Regions from separate parts of the Homo sapiens genome. Here all the other regions are linked to region 3. A link is a contact called in ENCODE Hi-C or POLR2A ChIA-PET data. All regions are on one chromosome and are shown on one strand. The core of a region is the stretch at or near the end of the contact, and the rest is flanking DNA. Distances in the headings are between cores, read along the strand shown. Region 1 overlaps LOC100130691 (Putative uncharacterized protein FLJ44553). Region 2 overlaps LOC100130691 (Putative uncharacterized protein FLJ44553). Region 3 overlaps PDE11A (phosphodiesterase 11A).

Region 1 (4,514 bases), core at 1,379-3,878, 430 kb before region 3:
GCACACTGCCCTCTCTCTGTTGTTGAGCATAAGCCAGTAAGTGAGTCTGAGAACATGGAGATCGTATAGTCTTGGTTCAATTTCCAACAAACAGATTTGAGTTAATATAGTTACAACAGATCTTGAAAGGTCAGCAAGATAAAAGGATAAGCTAGAGACCAACGCAAGTCCAAGGGTTGATTGGGGGTCTGGCTTCCCTAATCTTCATTAGCTCCCCTAATCCCAGATTGCCCTAAGTAATAACAAACCATGTAAACATGATGAGCTTGCCATAAAGCACAGCTTAAGACAAGTCCCCAAGCTTCTCACTTCCAACCAGATTAGCACCCCAAGCCTCTGGAGAGGACTGAATCCATCTACACTGGGACTTTAGTAAAGCATTTAACTCACATATCCAAGTAAAGTCCTGATGGTTAAAAAGTGGTGTTCTAGGCTGAGTGCAGTGGCTCATACCTATAATCCCAGCACTTTGGGAGGTCCAGGCTGGAGAATTGCTTGAACCCAGGAGTTTGAGACCAGCCTGGAAAACCTAGTGAGACCCTATCTCTACACAAATCAAAAAAAATCTGGGCATAGTGCAGTGTGCCTGTAGTCCCAGCTAATCAGGAGACTGAGCCCAGGATGTTAGCACTACAGTGAGCTATGATCACGCCACTGCACTCTAGCCAGGACAACAAAGGGAGACCCTATCTCAAAAAAAAAAAAAAAAAAAAAAAAAGTTCTAAAACTGGAGGCACAATTAAATCTGCATGAACCAATATAGTTATCCTAAACTTGGATCAATTTGAGACCAAAGCCACCTCCACCATTCCTGAGTGTTGAGAATTCCACCCTGTACTCCCTGCCACTCTGACCAGCCCTTAGTCCCTCCTTCTCCCCCTACAACACTCAGCTCTCTTCCCTGCCATCAGGCCTGTTGCAGGCTGAATTTTGTGCCCTCGGTGAAATATGTTGAAGTCCTAGCCCTCAGTACGTCAGAATGTGAGCTTATTGGGGGAAATAGTGTCATTGTAGATGTAACTAATTAAGATGAGGTCATACTAGAGAAGTAGAGTGGGCCCTTAATCCAACAAGACTAATGTCCACGTGAAGAGGGCCATGTGAAGATGCAGAAATATAGTGAGAACATCATGTGAAGATGGAGACAGAGATGTGAGTGATGCATCTACAAGACAAGGAATACCAGCAATTGCCAGCCACCATCAGAAGCTGGCAAAGAGGCATGAAACAGATTCTCCTTTGGAGACCTCAGAAAAAACCAATCCCGCCAATCCCTTAGTCTTGGACTTCTAGCTTCCAGAACTGTGAGAGTATACATTTCTGTTGTTTGAAGCTGCCTGGTGGTACATTTTTATGGCAGCCTAGGAAGGGCTGCAAAAGGCTGGACAGCCATTTCTGAGCCTGGGCTCCATGGGGAGATATTTAGCAAAGGCTTTGACCAGCATGCTGGTTTCATCATCCCTGGCCCATGAGCCAGTCTTGCCATTCCCAACTCTGAATAGGACACCATCTAATTTCCCTGCTCCTGGACCTAGGCTGTCAAGGTAATAGCAAAACTAGATGAATTGATTATGTTGCAAAGTCATTGTCTCCAATCATAACTTGCCCCTTTCTGAGCCTGAGCAATCTTTCATCACATTGAATAAGTATCATAGAGATTCTCAACTAGTGGGGAGAGAAGGGCTCATGGTTTGAAATAAAAACTTTGCCTCATTGCTTTACTTCATTTAAAATTTATTTCGAATTTCTAAAAACATCAGAGGAGGATAGGTAATTTTTCTTTTTTGCAGAGTAGTGTAAAGGTGGATCCATATTCCCCTTTGCTTGAAATTAGCACAAATGTGCATAGGTGGTGGAGTTGTGGTACAAATGAATAAAGCAGCCTGCCTTTCTAACCACCACTATACAAGACACTCTTATGGTTTACTAGATTGGAAGCTCCTGAATGACAAAAACCCTTCTATGTTCCCTCTGTGCATCTTCCCAACTCCCTAATGCCATTCATCGCACTTTAAAGACATTCAGTAAAAAGAGGCACAGACGGCCAGGCGCGGTGGCTCACGTCTGTAATCCTAGCACTTTGGGAGGCCAAGGCGGGCGGATCATGAGGTCAGGAGATCGAGACTATCCTGGCTAACATGGTGAAACCCCGTCTCTACTAAAAATACAAAAAATTAGCCAGGCATGGTGGCGGGCGCCTGCAGTCCCAGCTACTCGGGAGGCCGAGGCAGGAGAATGGCGTGAACCCAGGAGGCGGAGCTTGCAGTGAGCCGAGATTGCGCCACTTCACTCCAGCCTGGGCGATACAGCAAGACTCCGTCTCAAAAAAAAAAAAAAAAAAAAAAAAAAGGCAGACTTGGGCAGAGTTTCCTATTCTCTCAGCAGTAGGTGGATAAATTAGTGAATTAGTGACTATTATATGGTGTTTGATGCAAATACTGCAGTTTAATTTCCTCACTGCTCCCTTTCCCCTCTTTTTCTCTTTTGTCCCTTTTTTGCCCTCATCTTGTAGAGAAGGAAGGGCACAGGGGCCTCTTTCTACACTAAGGAAATCTCAGAGGAGTTATCCCAGGTCCATAGAGACTTCCTGAGTAGCATTCAAGCTGCAGTTCTCTTCAGCTGGCAACTGTTCTACAGTTTGCAACCTCAGGTCATTCCAAAGAACGAACCTCTTGAAATAAACACAGAGGAATGGGGCCTTTTATTATCTCCAGATGGGATTATGCGGACTTGGAAGCTGTTGAAATAATTCTTCTGTGCCTGAATCAAACTTTTGTTATCTTCCAAAAGGAAAGAAAGAGAGGAGTGGTAAATTGTGTTAACTGAAAGCCAACTCGGGTTAAATTCTGCTGATAGGTCCCCTTCCCCCACTAAAACCCAGGTTTTTAAATTTGCTTTTTATTTATTTTTGCATCCCTTTTTCCCTTTTACAATAAGATATTAAGCTGGGTTGGAATGCACACACATACACACAAACACAAAAGGACAAAATTGTAAAACCGTTGTTTTTGTGTTATCCAAGATTTAGATGTTGTTTTTTTAAAACGGGGATGAAATCTGAAAGTGGAAATACATGTTTTTTAGGGTATTACTAGAAAAGAAAGTATGATAAAGCGTGTCTGTAATACTTTTATTTTTACTCTGGTGGTAGTGGCGAGCTGAGAAGTTTCTACATACATGGAGTCCAGTAAACATCTATTGAACAAACACCATCAATATGTACAATTTTGGGCTATATAATTTTAAAATTGATGGTGCCACCTATTGGTGATGACATAAAGTGTAAAATGATCACTTACATAGTAAGTTATTTCATGTTTTCCAATCATGTTACTTATTCCCACAGAGATTCTGTGAGGAGCTGGAAGGCAAGCTTGGTTCATGCAGACATGAGGCACTAATGTTTTCAACTGGGTTGCTCTCCACTGGATGCCTATTAAATGCTCAGCACTTTGGAGTATACCAGAGAAGTAAAGACATGGCCCCTGCCTTCAAGGAGCATTTTATCCAGTTGGTAAGAGACCTACCTACCAATATAACAAAATAATAAATAGCCTTGGGAGGATGAGGCCGGGAGGATCCATTGAGGCCAGGAGTTGAAGGCTGCAGTGCACTATGATCGCGCCCTATGCATAGACACTCCAACCTGGGCAACATAATAAGACCTTGTCTCTATAAAATAAAGAAATAAAACAAAATAATAAATAGCTTGACATTAAAATGTATAATGCTCCTTCTATATATATATGGCTATATTTTATATAGTATATGGTAATCATACTTTCTAAATCCTCAGCGCAGTGTCAGGACTCAGGACATGTTACTCCAAAGTATGGCACCTCACTTGGCTGAGTACTTTACTTATTTATTTACTTATTTTACTTATTTTTTTTTATTTATTGAGAGGGAATCTCACTCTGTCGCCCAGGCTGGAGTGCAATAGTGCGATCTCGGCTCACTGCAACCTCTGCCTCCTGAGTTCAAGCGATTCTCCTGCCTCAGCCTCCCAAGTAGCTGAGATCACAGGTACCCGCCTCCATGCCTGGCTAATTTTTGTGTTTTAGTAGACAGGGTTTCACCATATTGGTCAGGCTGATTTCAAACTCCTGACCTCAAGTGATCTTCCCGCCTCAGCCTCTCAAAGTAGTGAGATTACAGGTGTGAGATACCATGATCGGCCCTTGGCTGAGTACTTTAAACTGAAGGACTCTGGAAGGACCTCGGAATAAAGTGTTCTCTGACCCTCTTCTGCTCTCCTGTCTCTTGTCTCTTTTTCTTCTCTAAAACAAGGATAGAAATCAGAATTCCTCTATGCCAAGACAGGTCCTAGACACTAGGACCACTCTTCTGCAAAGCAAGCCATAAAACCTCTGGGTCATTCTTTCCCTTTTATCCTGGAGACTCTCATTCCAGAGGGGTCCTACCCATACTCAGGAGGAAGGAATGCTACATAAAGAGACCCAGAAGAACCTAAACAGAAAGGCAGGCCTTGCTGGGTTTCCTCCTCAGTCTAT
Region 2 (3,966 bases), core at 1,120-3,619, 370 kb before region 3:
GAGATTGAGAGAGAGAGAGAGACAAGATCAGCTGGGGTGGTGTGTATGACAAGATGAGCTGGGGTGGTGTGTGTGTGTGAGAGAGAGAGAGACAAGATGAGCTAGGGTGGTGTGTGTGTGTGAGAGAGACACACAAGATGAGCTAGGGTGGTGTGTGTTTGACAAGATCAGCTGGGGTGGTGTGTGTGTGTGTGTTTGACAAGATCAGCTGGGGTGGTGTGTCTGTATAACAAGATCAGCTGGGGTTGTGTGTGTGTGTGTGTGTGTGAGACAATATCAGCTGCGGTTGTGTGTGTGTGTGAGACAAGATCAGCTGGGGTGGTGTGTGTGTGTGAGAGAGAGAGACAGAGAGACAAGATCAGCTGGAGTGGTGTGTGTGTGTATGTGTGTGAGACAAGATCAGCTGTGGTGTGTGTGTGTGTGAGATTGAGAGAGAGAGAGAGAGAGACAAGATCAGCTGGGGTGGTGTGTATGACAAGATGAGCTGGGGTGGTGTGTGTGTGTGAGAGAGAGAGACAAGATGAGCTAGGGTGGTGTGTGTGTGTGTGAGATTGAGAGAGAGAGAGAGAGAGACAAGATCAGCTGGGGTGGTGTGTATGACAAGATGAGCTGGGGTGGTGTGTGTGTGTGAGAGAGAGAGAGACAAGATGAGCTAGGGTGGTGTGTGTGTGTGAGAGAGACACACAAGATGAGCTAGGGTGGTGTGTGTTTGACAAGATCAGCTGGGGTGGTGTGTGTGTGTGTGTTTGACAAGATCAGCTGGGGTGGTGTGTGTGTGTGTGTGACAAGGTCAGCTGGGGTGGTGTGTGTGTGACAAGATCAGCTGGGGTGGTGTGTGTGTGTGTGAGTGTGACAACATCAGCTGGGGTGGTGTGTGGGTGTGTGTGTCTGTTCCATAGCAGTGAGAGGAATCAGAGTATCTCTAAGCAGGGACCAGATTTTAGACTAACAAATCTGCACCACTTTTAGTTATATTCTCTTTTCCATTACACTAGAATCCCCACACTCTCGAACCAAGCCCAAAGTCAGACCAGAACGTCAAGAATCAGTCATCTTTTCTTAATCCCCATATACTGAAACTGTGCAAGATTTGGCTTGTGGGGTCACACCCTAAGCATTCCTCAATTCTTTCCCAGAACCTTGTGCAAAACTTTAAACAGAGGGAACAGACAAGGATACCAGGAAGACAAAAAAGAAAAGAGGAAACCTGTAATCAGCTAGAAAGAAAAGGATGATAAGTAAATATGTGTTAGCTGTACTGAGTTAAAGAAATATATTGGCTGGGCACCGTGGCTTGTGCCTGTAATCCTAGAACTATGGGAGGTCGAGGTGGGCAGATCACCTGAGGTCAGGAGTTTGAGACCAGCCTGGCCAACATGGAGAAACCCTGTCTCTACTAAAAATACAAAAATTAGCTGTGCGTGGCTGCATGCACCTGTAGTCCCATCTACTTGGGAGTCTGAGGCAGGAGAATTGCTTGAACCCAGGAGGCAGAGGTTGCAGTGAGCCAAGATTGCACCACTGCATGCCAGCCTGGGTAACATGACAGAACAAGACTCCATCTTAAAAAAAGAAAGAAAGAAAGAAATATATTGGTACAAGTTCCCAGGCCTTCCTGTTTTGGGTGGAGATGAAATAAACCTTTAGAGAGAATCTTAGCTGCAACTATGTTTGAGGCCCTTATCTGCTGGAGGAACAACAACTTAGTAGTGCTAAGGCTTGGACATTGTAGTTACTTAGTAAATATTTGTTGAAGTGAAGCATAATAAAGGTTCTGAGGGTTATATACACTCAGTGAAAATTATTTCGAGTCCCCAACTTCTATCATTTCATTACAAAAAGGAGAAGGAAACAGGGAGCAGATAGGGTTTGGCTGCTGTTGTGGAAACAGGAACTTCATGTCATATGAAGTAAGCTCTGGGACAGGAATTTTAGTAATAACGGGTTGACGCTTGGCAAGTCTGCACCTTTGTTTTCTCACTTAAAGTGAGGAGATTGTATAAGATGGAGATTTTCTAAGTGCAACTTTTGGTCTAATATAGTATGGAAAGCAAGGTCCAAAAGCTTATACTGTATAGATTTGAGTGGGAAAAAAAGCAAGCAAGCCATTTACTGAAGGCAACAGGAGCCTTCTCTGCTACATTTCAAAGAATCTTATTAAACTGAGACAGGATCCAAATGTGGATTCCTTTCTCTGGGCTCCCGACTAGGAATTGATTGCCACCACCTGTTTTTGTTCATACTATCATCTGTTATTGTCTAAAACAAATATTCTCCCTTCACTACAGTCCTCAGTTTCTCAACAACTTTCCTAACAATTCAGGAAACCAAGCACTCTTGCCAAGGACGTGGGTTCATGTAAGTTTCTTCAACCACAGCCGCCTAGGATCCTTCCCCAGGGCAGCCAAGTCTCAGGCTTCTTTTCCAGACACCTCAGTTTTCTATAACAAGGGGAATTTTTTCTTTAACCATAGAAATAAATATACCTTTATAACTTAATTTTTTTTCCTATAGGTTACGGGGGTACAGGTGTTATTTGGTTACATGAGTAAGTTCTTTAGTGGTGATTTGTGAGATTTTGGTGCACCCATCACCTGAGCAGTATACGCTGCACCCTGTTTGTAGTCTTTTATCCCTTGCCCCCTCCCACCCTTCCCCCCAAGTCCCCTAAAGCCCATTGTATCATTCTTAAGCCTTTGCGTCCTCATAGCTTAGCTTCCACATATCAGTGAGAACACAGGATGTTTGGTTTTCCATTCCTGAGTTACTTCACTTAGAATAATAGTCTTCAGTCTCATCCAGGTCATTGCAAATGCCATTAATTCATTCCTTTTTATGGCTGAGCAGTATTCCATCATATATATTATATATATATAAATATATATATTTATATATATATAAAAATATATATAAATATATATATTTATATATATAAATATAACAGTTTCTTTCTTTTTCTTTTTTTTTGAGATGGAGTCTTGCTCTCGTCGCCCAGGCTGGAGTGCAGTGGTGCGATCTCAGCTTACTGCAAACTCCGCCTCCCGGGTTCAAGCGATTCTCCTGCCTCAGCCTCCTGAGTAGCTGTGATTACAAGCACCCGCCACCATGCCTGGCTAATTTTTGTACTTTTAGGAGAGACGGGGTTTTGCCATGTTGGCCAGGCTGGTCTCAAACTCCTGACCTCAGGTGATCCGCCCACCTCGGCCTCCCAAAGTGCTGGGATTACAGGCATAAACCAGTGTGCCCAGCCTATATCACAGTTTCTTTATGCACTCGTTGATTCATGGGCATTTGGGTTGGCTCCACGATTTTGCAACTGCAAATTGTGTTGCTATAAACATGCATGTCCATGTTCTTTTTCGAATAATGACTTGTTTTCCTCTGGGTAGATACCCAGTAGTGGGATTGCTGGATCAAATTTTAGTTCTACTTTTAGCTCTTTAAGGAATCTCCACACTGTTTTCCATACAGGATGTACTAGTTTACATTCCCACCAGCAGTGTAGGAGTGTTCCCTGATCACTGCATCCACACCAACATTTACTGTTTTTTGATTTTTTGATTATCACCATTCTTGTAAGGTGGTATTGCATTGTGGTTTTGATTTGCATTTCCCCGATCATTAGTGATGTTGAGTATTTTTTCATATGTTTGTTCACCGTTTGTATATCTTCTTTTGAGAATTGTCTATTCATATCCTTAGCGCACTTTTTGATGGGATTGTTTGTTTTTCCTTACTGATTTGTTTGAGTTCATTGTAGATTCTGGATATTAGTCCTTTGTCAGATGTATACATTGTGGAGATTTTCTCCCACTCTGTGGGTTGTCTATTTACTCTGCTGACTGTTCCTTTTGCTGTGCAAAAGCTCTTTAGTTTAATTAAGTCCCAACTATTTATCTTTGATTTTATTGCATTTGCTTTTGGGTTCTTGGTCATGAAATCCTTGTCTAAGCCAATGTCTAGAGG
Region 3 (4,187 bases), core at 64-2,563:
TCTATATGAACCCTAGCTGAACCTTAGTGTGATATGAAGAAAGAACAAGATTTCAAGCAATAATAGTTGTTCACCATTTTATAGCTTTTTTTAACTGGACACTGAGCAACATGGTTCCTTGAATAATATTACCCTAAACTAAATTCACTCATTCAATTAATCTTTATTGATACCCTACAGGATGCAGGGCATGGCTCAAAGTGCTAATGAGTACATTTATGGGATAGTAAAGAATACTGACTCTTAAAGAAATCTTTTTTTTTCCCCTTGGAAAATCTGTCAGAGCTCATACATCATTTATAAAACCGAAAAAAATGTCTCTGCAACCTTGGCACCACTACATGCCTTTTATTTTACAGAATACAAACAAAAGCAGAGTCATTTCCGATATCTAGTCTACATCGTGAATATAAGAAATATGTCCCTCATCTTTTATCATGTATTTATAGTTATAATTTATTTATTATGTATGTGCATGATGGAATATTTGTTCTATAAACTTCTATTAGTAAAGAAAATTTATATGATGATCATTCATCTGCAGGTTTTCTTCCTCATTTTAACCACAAATAATAACTGTCACTACCTACTGTATTTGTCAGAGGAATTCAAAGTATTTGGGAAATTTTAACTATCTAAATATCTTTTTAAAAACAAAGAATAACATTGAAGCTTTCAAATTTATAAATGTGAAATTTCAGACCAGAGGCATGGAACAAATTAATAAGTCATTAACAGGGTTCCCAGTGAATAAAATGTTCATCATTTTATATCAATTTGCCTGTCCTACACAGTAGTTCTTTTTTTTTTTAATTTCTAAAGGAACAAAACCGCTTTGTTACCTACACATGAACCTGAATACTTTTGCAAAACACAATGCTGAGTCAATAAGTTTATTTTCCACCCGTGAAGTGATTTTAGGGTTAAAGGTTAGGAAGCTGGGGCATATATTTATAATTTGCTTGTCCTGTTGTACGTGGTGCCAAAATTTGTTCAGCAGTGACACACAACTATGCATTTCCCCATTCCCAGAGACAATAGGCTTGGAAAAATACACAATCACAGATTTAAGGTCACACGGAGAACACTATTATTCACTTTAACAGCACGGTATGCAAGGTGGCAGTCATAAAACAGGCCCATCCTGATGGGAGATGCTCTTTTCCGACAGACTGGTTTTGTTGCTATCTCTTTTAGGAAAAACATTTATTTTGTGGTGGGGTGTGTACCTCAGTATTCCCTGTGCTAGAAGAAAAGAAGCACTTTCAAGGAAGGTGGGTAAGGTTTTTTCCCCCTTTTCTGGAAACCAGCTGAGAAACTTTGCCTTGGAGCGCCATCTAGAGGAAGCCTCAGCACACACACGCTGTGCTTTCTTAGCCTTATGACATGACCCAGGTTGAATCCAATGGTTGGTACATGGTGAGTTTCTTTTCTTTTCTTTCTTTTTTCCCCCCAGATTAATAGAGAATTTTGGTTCTAACACAACCCACAGACAGGAAATATGAGATCACTGGAATGGAATTTTAATCACTGATAAGATCAAAACATTGAAAGGCTTTTAGAATCTTCAGGAGTGCCAAAAGCATGAGTGCCCATTGGTGGTAAGAAATAGGGCATCATTTTACCATAGGCCGAGTCACATTCCAGAGATGAGAATTGATGAGCGAGTTAAATTTATTTTTAGCTACACTGATTGAGTCGTCTTTGTTACTTCTGTAATTATTTTCTTAATTAAAAAATTCTGATTAACCAGATTGACCAGAGTCAAGCTTGGAGAAGATACTTACGTTAGAGAGAAACAAATGTTGACACTTTTAACTGACTGTAACCCTTAGTTAAGTTCAACAAAATTTAATGAGCAGAAAATACTATCTTTTCCAGATGTGGCTACTCAATACAATGTGAAGGAGAACAAAATAACGTTGTATTCTTTCTGAAGTCATGTTTTTGTTTTGTGATCTCCTCCACCCACCCTCCTTAGAGAAATTTGACAATGAAGTCTCCTCTTTCTGTGTTAGCATGAATGCAAAAAAACAAAACCTAAGCCTTCTCCAACAATGCTGCTCTTCAAGATTGCTGAGCATACTTGCAAAAACAACTGTACCCTGGAAATATTCTGACGATATGAGCATCCCCATTGTGGTGACATAGTTTAAGAATTCTATTCTCTTCAATTTCTTGGAAAGGATCAAAATTGCCCATATAATGGAAATACCCACTGCAGAAAACTGGATATATATTTCCTTTTGCTCCTAAGTGTCCACTGTGACCCTGCTGCTCTTGCCAGTTTCCCCTATTCCAACTATTTTAAGGTTTGTTATAAAAATCTGTCTCTGTCCTTGACATTTCTAACTCAAAAATGTCACAGCCATTTCTTTTTCCTTCATTGAACAGGGTTCCTACTTACTTATTTTGGCAATTCGCATAAATCCATAGGTTTTCCCAAATAATGGGTTAAAAAGTTTTTTATTGAATGTCCTCTGTGGGCCAGACATATGAAATCTGTACACAAAACATTATACCTTGTTTACTGAGGTAGGATATGGAAAAACAAAATGAAGATTTTTTTTTTCCAAGCAATGGTTGTTACTTGAGCTATTAAGCCTCATGGTTCAAAGCACCTTCCTTTCTCACTTGATGGCTCACTCCTCTAACGGTGGATGCAACAGAAGAATGGAATCAGTCCAGTTTTCCCAGGCCAGTCTGCCTGTTTATTAAGCAGTTGAGGACCCAAAGCACAAGTCCCTAGTATAAAAGACATTCTGGCCCCATCTTATGCTAGATGCACATTTCAGCTCATGTCAATTCAACATACATTTTTTGAAAACCCACCAAGTACATGACAGAGTGCAGGGTGCTGGTGTGACCCTCAATAAATGGTGGTTGAGCAAATAAGTAGATGCTGTTGAAAAAACAAGAAATGATCTCTTCCCTCAGCAGCTTACTCTATAGGAGGATGACAGATTTGTAACTTAAAATACACAGTAGCAAGAAAGATGTGTTGTACTAGATACAGTACAGGGAAAGAAGTAATTATTGATGATTTGGGAGAAAGGGGAAGACTTTGTAGAAAAACTGGCACTAGATGAATGCCTTAAAGGATGAGTAAAATTTTAATAGGCAGAAAATGAGGCAGAGTTTTTTTTTTTTTTTTGAGAAAGAAGCAGAATTGTCTTTGTTCATTTGGACCAAAGGAAAATGCATTTCATTTGGCGTTCTGATTTTGTGTTTAAATTTTAGTCTGGGTGCAAAAATATAAGGTATTTATTTTATGTTGGAAGAGTCCAAGACTCACATTCTTTTTTTTTGTATGGCAATATGTTTACACACACCCACAGATATGTACGTACACATGTGTGTATATATAACTATGAAGCCAAAGAAACCAACATATTTAAGCCAGAAAACATTGTACTTGATGATAGTGTAACAATGTAGTAGAAATTATGCCAAAAAAAGCCTTATTTCTTGCCAGAAGAAGTAAATAGAGGATTTGTTTCAATATTTGCCACAAACATTTGCTTTGAGATTAAATTCCAAGGCTTATATCTGCCCAGCTGCACTAGATATCTCCGTGAAACAGACTGGCCACCATCACTGGGTTAAAACCCCACGGGACGAGATTTTAAGGCAAGTAAGCCCTAAACCTGGAGAGTGCGCACTCTTACCCCTCTTTTCTCCTTGGCCTCCCTGGGCATTGTCTCAAATAAGCATCCTCTCAGGATTTCCATATTCCTGCGGGTGATGTTCACACCTCCCTACTGGCTTTCCACCAGCCAAGAGAGTCATATCCAGTGATCTCTTTGTTCTGTTACTCAACTACATTTCCTCTGCAAAAAGATTACTTTAAAAATCTGAGCATTTCTTTTGTAAAAGAACAAGTTTACCAAGAAAAAATACTGAACAGAAGCTCAAGTAATCATTCCAAGGCTACACTGGCTTCAAGGGGTCAACAATGTTACAGCTTTCAAGCTCAGAAATTGCTGGCACATATATACTTTCATAACCAGGGTAGGTAAGTTCCAACATAAAATGATCACATGGTAATTTTTCAGAGAAATGGAAATGTAAAGGAGAAGGCCTGCCAGTTCCTACGAATGAGAAATGATCTTCCACCATCACTAAGCACACTTACGGTTAACATCGCGAACATCAGCTGACACACGTTGAAGGCATGTCTCCAGTTG

Evidence for each region. Hi-C counts contacts between places; a loop is a spot of excess contacts on that map. ChIA-PET counts read pairs that join two places held with the same protein, here RNA polymerase II (POLR2A). Pooled maps may share reads with other maps.
Region 1: a pooled map shows a loop between it and region 3 (2.9-fold over the local background). The contact joins two enhancer-like sites. A Hi-C loop is called at or near these places in 1 of 168 maps with a recorded cell type or tissue (breast epithelium) and 3 of 50 pooled maps. POLR2A ChIA-PET finds 5 or more read pairs at or near these places in 1 of 52 experiments (Panc1).
Region 2: a loop to region 3 is called in a pooled map, with 5 times the contacts of the local background. The contact joins two enhancer-like sites. A Hi-C loop is called at or near these places in 5 of 168 maps with a recorded cell type or tissue (GM23248, left cardiac atrium, mucosa of descending colon and 2 more) and 3 of 50 pooled maps. POLR2A ChIA-PET finds 5 or more read pairs at or near these places in 4 of 52 experiments (SK-N-SH, activated CD4-positive, alpha-beta T cell, activated T-cell and 1 more).

What each region holds. Positions count from the first base shown.
Region 1 is chr2:177,293,016-177,297,529 of GRCh38, forward strand. The region is part of intron 8 of LOC100130691 (Putative uncharacterized protein FLJ44553); the gene reads right to left. Among named protein-coding and RNA genes, the nearest start is that of MIR6512, 19 kb to the right of the region's middle. Within about 2 kb of position 2,629, at least 4 of the 41 ENCODE cell types and tissues checked have a DNase peak (open chromatin) inside an H3K27ac peak, as active enhancers do.
Region 2 is chr2:177,350,967-177,354,932 of GRCh38, forward strand. The region is part of intron 1 of LOC100130691 (Putative uncharacterized protein FLJ44553); the gene reads right to left. Among named protein-coding and RNA genes, the nearest start is that of MIR6512, 39 kb to the left of the region's middle. Within about 2 kb of position 2,370, at least 5 of the 41 ENCODE cell types and tissues checked have a DNase peak (open chromatin) inside an H3K27ac peak, as active enhancers do.
Region 3 is chr2:177,723,523-177,727,709 of GRCh38, forward strand. PDE11A (phosphodiesterase 11A) reads right to left here. Exons shown (of 20, transcript NM_016953.4): 12 at 4,136-4,187. Among named protein-coding and RNA genes, the nearest start is that of PDE11A-AS1, 52 kb to the left of the region's middle. Within about 2 kb of position 1,314, at least 2 of the 41 ENCODE cell types and tissues checked have a DNase peak (open chromatin) inside an H3K27ac peak, as active enhancers do.